3 separate regions of the Homo sapiens genome follow, and all the other regions are linked to region 1. Evidence: chromatin loops called from intact Hi-C (ENCODE). Cell type or tissue: mammary epithelial cell. All regions are shown on one strand. Region 1 has its middle 53 kb from the start of IL1RL1. Region 2 overlaps IL1RL1 (interleukin 1 receptor like 1). Region 3 has its middle 15 kb from the start of IL1R1.

Region 1 (2,500 bases):
AAGACACTGTTGGTGCTTCAGAGGTGGTGTGACTTTCTAAATGAGGATGGCCTCTCAAGAAAACCCATGTGATTTTTTATCCTAACTTATCTTACATCATAGTAGAAACTTCTCTCATTTTAAAGGACTGCTGCTAGCACACAAACTCAAGTTCAATTTCTGGGTAGTGTCCCTCTGGTAGGGTCACTCATTACAAAAGAATAAAGAAATATTTCCTGCATCTTTATTTTCTCTTATGTTGGGGCCACAACAAAATAATCACATTTATGCCTTTAAGCTTCTAACTGCACCCTAGTTGATTTGCTATTTGTATATTCTTCTCTAATATTGTATGTGCCTGTTTAACCATCTCTGAGCACTCTTTTCCTAAAATGTACATTCCTACACAAAGCTAATATCCCATTGCCTATTAAAAAGTATCCAAAATTTATTGAGAAGAATGTCATTTGCATTTAAAAAGTCAACTCCTTGCCTGGCAATCTAAGACCCTTCTCCCTTATCCTGCTCATAATTCTACTGTCTATCATTAGTTCTTTTCAGCTAATCATGCTCCAGGGGACATGATGACATTTGGCAACTGGAGATCAGTTTCATGGAGGTCGGGTCCTGTTACATATCCCACAATGTGCAGAACAGCTGCCGCCCACAACAAAGAAGTGCCAGGCCCCAATGTCAATAGTTCTGAGGCTGAGAAAACCTGCTCTAGACAATGAGGGAAAGGGATGCCCTCAGAACCACCTGGGGGATTCCCACCAAATGATTCTGATGTGCCCCATTCCTGGTTTAGCATAACTGTCCTGGAACAGAGTAAGTTCATCTCCTGAATGAAGTTACTCTCGTTTCTCCAAACACCATTAACTGCTCTTTCCTTTGGCTTAATTATATCACTGTAGAATGGTTTCCAGGAATGGCAATTTTCTTTGATTCTCTCCTACATGCACACTCTTTCCATTGGAGGGTCTCCTTTGGGAAGATTAAGTGATGTGAGAAGCATGCAGAGCACCTGCCTCGTCACCCAGAGTGTGAGATCCTCCATGAAAGGGAGTCTACTCTCCTTCCTTTTTCTGTAGTTTAAGCACTTTGGAATCTGAGGCCATGCCTCATGCAACTCACAGCAACACAGGAAGGCACTCATCTACAGAGTCACCCAGTGAGTCATTCATACTAAAGTAATATCTCTTTTCATTTCACCATCAGGAGTAGTAATGTGGATTCAGTAACAGGCAAGTAACACTCTCAAAACCACAAGTATCTCCTGAGAGCAGCAAATAACAGAGTTAAAAACTTTCCTTTCTGAGAACATTGCCTTTCTCAGAAACGAAGGTGCTAAAATCACTTTTTCTTGTAAAGTGGTGATTGGAAGTAACCATTGATCACAAATGCTAATTCAGCTTCTCTAAAAGACATGTCATCTCAGACATGGTCTCTAGGCTATTGTACCCTTCCTCTCACCAAACACACATGCAGGTAATCCTCTCCATGTGCTCAAGTCTGGAGAAATGATATATCTCACAAGTTTACACCTTTTCTTTAACTGAAATAAATGTAACCTGAAATCAACACAAAATCCAACCATGTCTTACTGTTATTCACTAAAGGTTCTTAGAACCACAAGATTACAGTATTTTGTGGCTACTGGGAGGTATTTTCATTTCTTTTTCACAAAAAGACCCAGTTATTTGACTGGTACCATCAGGGTTGATTTTTGTGTAAAATTGTGTTTTAGTGTCTCTTACACCCCACACATACATAGTTAATTTATCAGGGTCCTTGTTATTATCTCCTCTTCTTTGTAAAGTTAGACTTAAAAATATACAAGTTTTGAAATGAACAAATGGCTGTGAATTGATTGGCTGAGAATGGTTTCTTCATGGAATAGAAGAAAGACAAGCGCTCTTTTCACTCTGTGTTCTTAAACAGTCTTCATGCTTAGAATATGATTTTAAATTTAAATACCTAGTTCTCCTATCCATAATTAACTTGAAATGATTACTACTTAATTTTCCACCTGAATACATCATTTTCTTTTCCTTTATCTTTTGGATACATTTTTATTTGTGTACCTTCCATGGGTCAATTTAGGAAAGTTATGTACCTTCTTTGGCCCTTAGTTTCCTCAAATCCAGAGTGAGGGGTTTTGACTACATTAGTGGTTCTCAAACCTGACTGCACAGAATAATTAACTGAGGAGCTTGAGGAAATACATAATGCCCAGTTGATTCTGAGTGAGACCCACGGGGCAGATCAACTCTTAGATTATTTCCAACCTTAAAATTCTGTGCTCTGACAATACCCATTCTGGCGAGGCTGGTGAAATTGGCGAGCCATTGATCTCAAATGGAATGGTTAGCTTGGTGATTCCAGTGGCCCGTTTCATTACAGGTATCAAAAAATCTTTAAAAAGTACCTAACTTTGGGCCAGGCATGGTGGCTCACACCTGTAATCCCAGCACTTTGGGAGCCTAAGGCAGGAGGATTGCTTGAGCCCAGGAGTTCGAGA
Region 2 (2,500 bases), 78 kb after region 1:
AGCTTTACCAGCCTAATCTCTGGTATAGAGAATGTTCTCTTTTTTTAGTTGACATTGGGGGGAGAAAAGCTTGACTTTGAAGTTCAGCAAGTCTGGTTTCAACCCCAGCCACAACTGGGTGAACTTTGTCAAATTACTTAAACAGTCTTATCCTTGGGTTTTTATTTGTAACTATAAAATTTGAGTGATGTTAATGATAAGTACCACAGAGTATTGTACTTTGAATGAAAGGTCTTAATTGTCAAATGAACAACTGAATTATTTTATAGGAAGAGTTCAACTTTAATAAATACTCCTGCAGAATTTCATCATTATGATGTTAAAATTGATGGAAGCTTTATTTTTTAAACTGAGAAACTAATGCTTACGTGGCCTAGTTTAAGAATGAATGCTCCAACTTAATACATGTTTTAAAAAGATGTTTTGGGATACCAAATGTAAAAGAATTCCGAGTTTGTGTTATTTTATTGAACAAACCTATTCAGCACTTGGGGAATCGCAGGCAGCATTGCAGACTCGCTGGCTCCTGGCTGTGATCTCACACCCAAACTGCAATAATATCCTGATAAAACGGACTTCCACAAGTAGGTCAAGAATAATAATGTGCAGACCTAATTCCTCTAATTTACGGCGAACATCTCATGGTCAATCTCCCCGCGGTCAAAGGACTGTGTATCTCTTCCTCTCAGAGCCACTCCACAGGCTGAAAGGCTGACTAAACCCCTGACAGATAAGAGATTCAAGAGTAGTCCCAGCCCCCATGGGGAGCAAAGACGCTGGCTCAAAAAACGTACTGATAACTCTCCCTTTTGCAGCTACTCCTTTCTGAACCTTCCACAAGCAGTGGCAGTTGGATTCTGTGATTAGTCTAGTCTTCAGAGCCAGCCTTCTTGAGTTCAAATTCTGACTTCACCCCTTAATGTGAAGTGACATGGGCAAGTTGCTTAATCTCTCTGTGCCTCAGTGTCCTTGTCTGTAAAATGGGCATCATAATAATAGCGCCTGCCACATTGGGTGAGTGTGAGAATGAAGGAATTAATACATGTAAATCACTTAGACTGTGTCTGGCATAGAGGACATTCTAAAGAAAAGTTAGCTATTATCATTATATTATTATATGGGTCTGGAATTAGTTCCTGAATCCTTCTGAGATGTGATGACTTATAAACGTAGGTTGAGTTTACTCATGATAGGGTCATCGCAACTATGCATAGCTAAAATCAAATTTTGCTTTTCAAGTTTGTTTTACCTGGAGCCCTAGAGTTCAGGGTTATGGTTTTCTTTGTCACTCCCCTTGAGGGAAGCTTCTTAGTCACACTCTCCTTCTCTTTCTCTGCACTCTATGCACTCTAGAAAAGCTCCTTTTTTTTTTTCTTCATCCAGGCAGAGAGGCCTACTGGGACTTAAATCCAAGGAGCTGAAATCTGTTTTGGGATGGGGTGGAGTCACATTCTGGAACCTAGACAGAGAATTTCTAAGTTCCAGAAAGTGCTGCTTACTTCGCATTTCCTCTCCCCCACCTTTGCTTTTGAAACTCCTGGCACCAATGCTGCCAAGGCTGGCGGAGCTTTCCTGAGTGGTGTCTGCCAAATGAGGAGTCAAGGAATATCTGGAAAGGCAGCCTCCAGGTCCCCGATGTCAAGACCATTTAGAACTGAAAGTGTCCCAATATCGGGGTACAGGCAATAAGCATTAGTTATTAATCAGCCTGAGAAGTTGATTCTAAAATAGGAGGAAATGATTCAATTATTTCCTCTCAAGGGATTACTCAATGTTGTTTTTATGTTTAAATATTTATTTGTCAACATCAAGAATTCTTAGTACATGATGCACCAGCATTTTTGAACAAGTCATAGATTTGGCCACAAATCAAATTTCAGGATGGGAGGAGTGTCTCCCCTTTAAAATAGAAGAGAGTGAGTAGTCTATGAGGAGGGACCTACAAAGACTGGAAACTATTCTTAGCTCCGTCACTGACTCCAAGTTCATCCCCTCTGTCTTTCAGTTTGGGTAAGCATCAATTACTTATCTAAAATTTGTAATAAGAAAAGTCTTCATAATTCATGATTGTGTTTATCTTTATGTTAGTAAATTTCTATGTTGGTTCTATTCTTCCCCTTATATTTTAAGAAAAGAAGTAAGAAAGTAAATGATTATTTTTCTGAAAGAAAAAATTAATGTATTTATTATTATTCATAGACCTTCAACTACTCTTAGAAAGCCTTTGGTGACTCCTGGGAACAAGCTGAGTCAGGAACAAAAGTTTGAGGGTTTGGGGTTGAGAATAGGACAATTACTTGGCTAATGCTTTAGTCTAGTTCTGATTTTGCTACTCCTTAGTTGCTTTGTGATGACTACTTGCACATGTGTCTGTTTGTGAGTTATTTTTGTGAGCATGCTGCTACCAGCCTGTGTGGATGTCTGTGGTTTCACATGATACATTTTATTTTCTAAAGTCTACTGAATTTTATGGTTTTTTTTTCAAAAATAGAAACTCATA
Region 3 (2,500 bases), 130 kb before region 1:
CTAGTAGCCCCAACTTCTGCCTGGTAGATGCACACCCAACCAAAAATACTCCCGCTTGTATTTAAAACTCACTTAGGTTATAGCTAATTCCCAGGCACTGTCTGTAGAGATTCTGCTCAGGTAGGGCTCTAGAATGTCCAAGAGGCTGCACAGCTAGGCATGGGAACCACGGATTCAAGCCATCCCTCTCTCTGACTCACCAGATCCCTCTGACATATCTTGGGCCAGTGGCTGTCCAGCCTGGGTTTTAAGGAGCTGGGTTTCAGTGAAGAATGTCAGTAGGTTCAGTTCTCTTCCCAGCCCTTTTAATGCAGAGGCCCCCTTGTCAGCCTAGAAGGCTGTTCTAAGCTCCTGTGCAAACCCCTCTTGTGAACCCTTGGGTGTGGCCATCCTGGAGATGGTTGACTGGTGATCCAGATTTCAGCCTCTCCCTTCTCTGCTTTGCCCAGTGTCATGTTCAGGCCCCCGGCTTTGTCAAAAGAGAGAAACACTTTTCCCTGGGTCTCAATCCTTTGAAGTTCCATTGGGTGAGTCAGCTCCCCACTTAGCTTCAGAAGGATCCAGGACAGGTTGTCCTAAAATTAATACCTGCACATTCATGGACAGTGCATGGTGAGAGGAGGCAAAGATGGCAGAGACAACTATAACTGGTTGTGGAAAAGAGTTGAGGGAGAGAAGAGAAAATATTATTAAATGGAAGAGATTGAAAAATACTGAAATCAAGTGCAAGAACCTTTAATGGGCAGAGTTAAATGACACATTTATTCATCCAATAAATATATAAAATGCATCTACCACCTACTAGGCTTCATTCAAGACAATGATAATACGGCAGTGTATAAAACAGACCAAAACCTACCCTCATGAAGCTTACATTCTAGAGGGGGTAGACAGTTAATTAACAAGAACAAGAAGTAATATATATAGTAAGTCAGATGGTGACACATGCTAGGAAACCCCAGTAGGGACTTCAGGTAAGACAGAGATGTGTGTGTGTGACTGTGTGTGTGTGTGTGTGTGTGTGTGTGTGTGTGTGTGTATCCATGCAACATCCAATGATCTGGGATACCTATTTGGCAACAAGAGAGGAAAATCTCTTTGGCAATAGTGATTTGGATGTTAGTAGTGTAGGAGGAATGAGAAAGCCATACTGCAATTATCAGGACAGGAAATGATTCAAGTTTGGATAGAACTTTTTAACAATGAAAAATGAAGAGAAACAAAACCACTTTCACATGGCAATAATTAAATTTCTGAGTTTACGTAAAGAATCTTATGAAACTTCTCATTCCAACCTTTTGTTTCCTTTAAGTTCTTTATTATCTTTGAGTGTTTAGATTTCAATTCTCGACAGTTCTTCACATATTGAATGAGTTTGCTCTCCTATCACACAGAGATCAAGTTATCTATGCATTTTACACTTGGTTACTTTAGACTTGAGTATTTGTGTCGAAATACCCTCCTTTTTAAATGTGGTTTTGGTTGATGCTTTTGGAATGAGGAATTTATCAGCTGTGGTGACTCGTATATACTCTGTTAGCCAGAAATACTAGCTTACTCTTTACCCGAAAACTCCCTATTCCAAAATGACATCACACTATGAGTTTATGCCTAATGAAGCTCCAGTAACATTTGCTTATTTGCATAGTAGAAATACTGTCAGGTACACGAATTTTCAGTAATTTTCTCAATACCTCTATGGTATTACTGAATAGGTATATCATGCTCATTTTATACGTTCAAAGAGGCTGAGTATATAAATACCCAAATATAATGAATGTTTGGCAGGTAATGATCATCTCTATCATTGACTATGTTTAAATACTTTTTATGTATTAACTTATTCTCTCAACAACCCAATAAGCTGGGGACTATTGATAACATTATTTTGCCATCAAGGGAATTGAGGCATAAGAGAAGTTAAGTAACTTGCTTAGTGCCACACAGATAGTATATTGTAGAGCTGGGATACATTTGGGGCAGTTGGGCTCCATTGCCTATGCTAGTAACCATCATTCTGCACTTCCTCTAGTTCTAAAGAGCAAATCTCAAACTCCTACATGTTTTAGGGTGATTTTTAACTTTACACACAATGGCAGTGGTCAGTGGTAGAACAGTAAAAGGCAGCAATGTGAAGGGGGAAAACGATCAGTTTTGGAGAGTGTGTTGGATCCCGGTTCAGTTATTTTACTCATTGGGTAATCTTGGGCAAGTTCCTTAACTTCTCTAGGATGTCTGTTGCTGTCTACAAAACAAGAGTAGTAGCCAGTGTGGTGGCTCACTCCTGTAATCCCATAGTTTTGGGAGGCTGATACAGGAAGATCACTTGAGGCTGAGAGTTTGTGCCCAGCTTGGGCCACATAGCAAGACCCTGTCTCTAAAGAATAAAAAAGTAAACAATAAATAAGCTGGGTGTGGTGGTCCAGGCCTGTAGTCCCAGCTACTTGGGAGGCTGAGGTGAGAGGAATACTTGAGCCCAGGAGATTGAGGCTGCAGTGAG

What was found. Hi-C counts contacts between places; a loop is a spot of excess contacts. Peaks named below come from ENCODE experiments on the same cell type or tissue, not always from the same donor. Only the 100,000 strongest peaks of a DNase experiment are listed, where the experiment ranks them.
Region 2: a loop joins it to region 1, with 6 times the contacts of the local background. A loop is called at or near these places in 20 of 110 quality-filtered maps.
Region 3: a loop joins it to region 1, with 22 times the contacts of the local background. A loop is called at or near these places in 3 of 110 quality-filtered maps.

What each region holds. Positions count from the first base shown.
Region 1 is chr2:102,257,594-102,260,093 of GRCh38, forward strand. No RefSeq gene overlaps it. Among named protein-coding and RNA genes, the nearest start is that of IL1RL1, 53 kb to the right of the region's middle. In mammary epithelial cell, no CTCF peak of the experiment used is centred here; a DNase peak (open chromatin) is centred at 1,138; H3K27ac peaks cover 1,138 bases.
Region 2 is chr2:102,335,328-102,337,827 of GRCh38, forward strand. The region is part of intron 1 of IL1RL1 (interleukin 1 receptor like 1); the gene reads left to right. Among named protein-coding and RNA genes, the nearest start is that of IL18R1, 19 kb to the right of the region's middle. In mammary epithelial cell, no CTCF peak of the experiment used is centred here; a DNase peak (open chromatin) is centred at 1,264; H3K27ac peaks cover 697 bases.
Region 3 is chr2:102,126,658-102,129,157 of GRCh38, forward strand. It overlaps a transcript of IL1R1 not described here. Among named protein-coding and RNA genes, the nearest start is that of IL1R1, 15 kb to the right of the region's middle. In mammary epithelial cell, no CTCF peak of the experiment used is centred here; DNase peaks (open chromatin) are centred at 1,094 and 1,494; H3K27ac peaks cover 2,254 bases.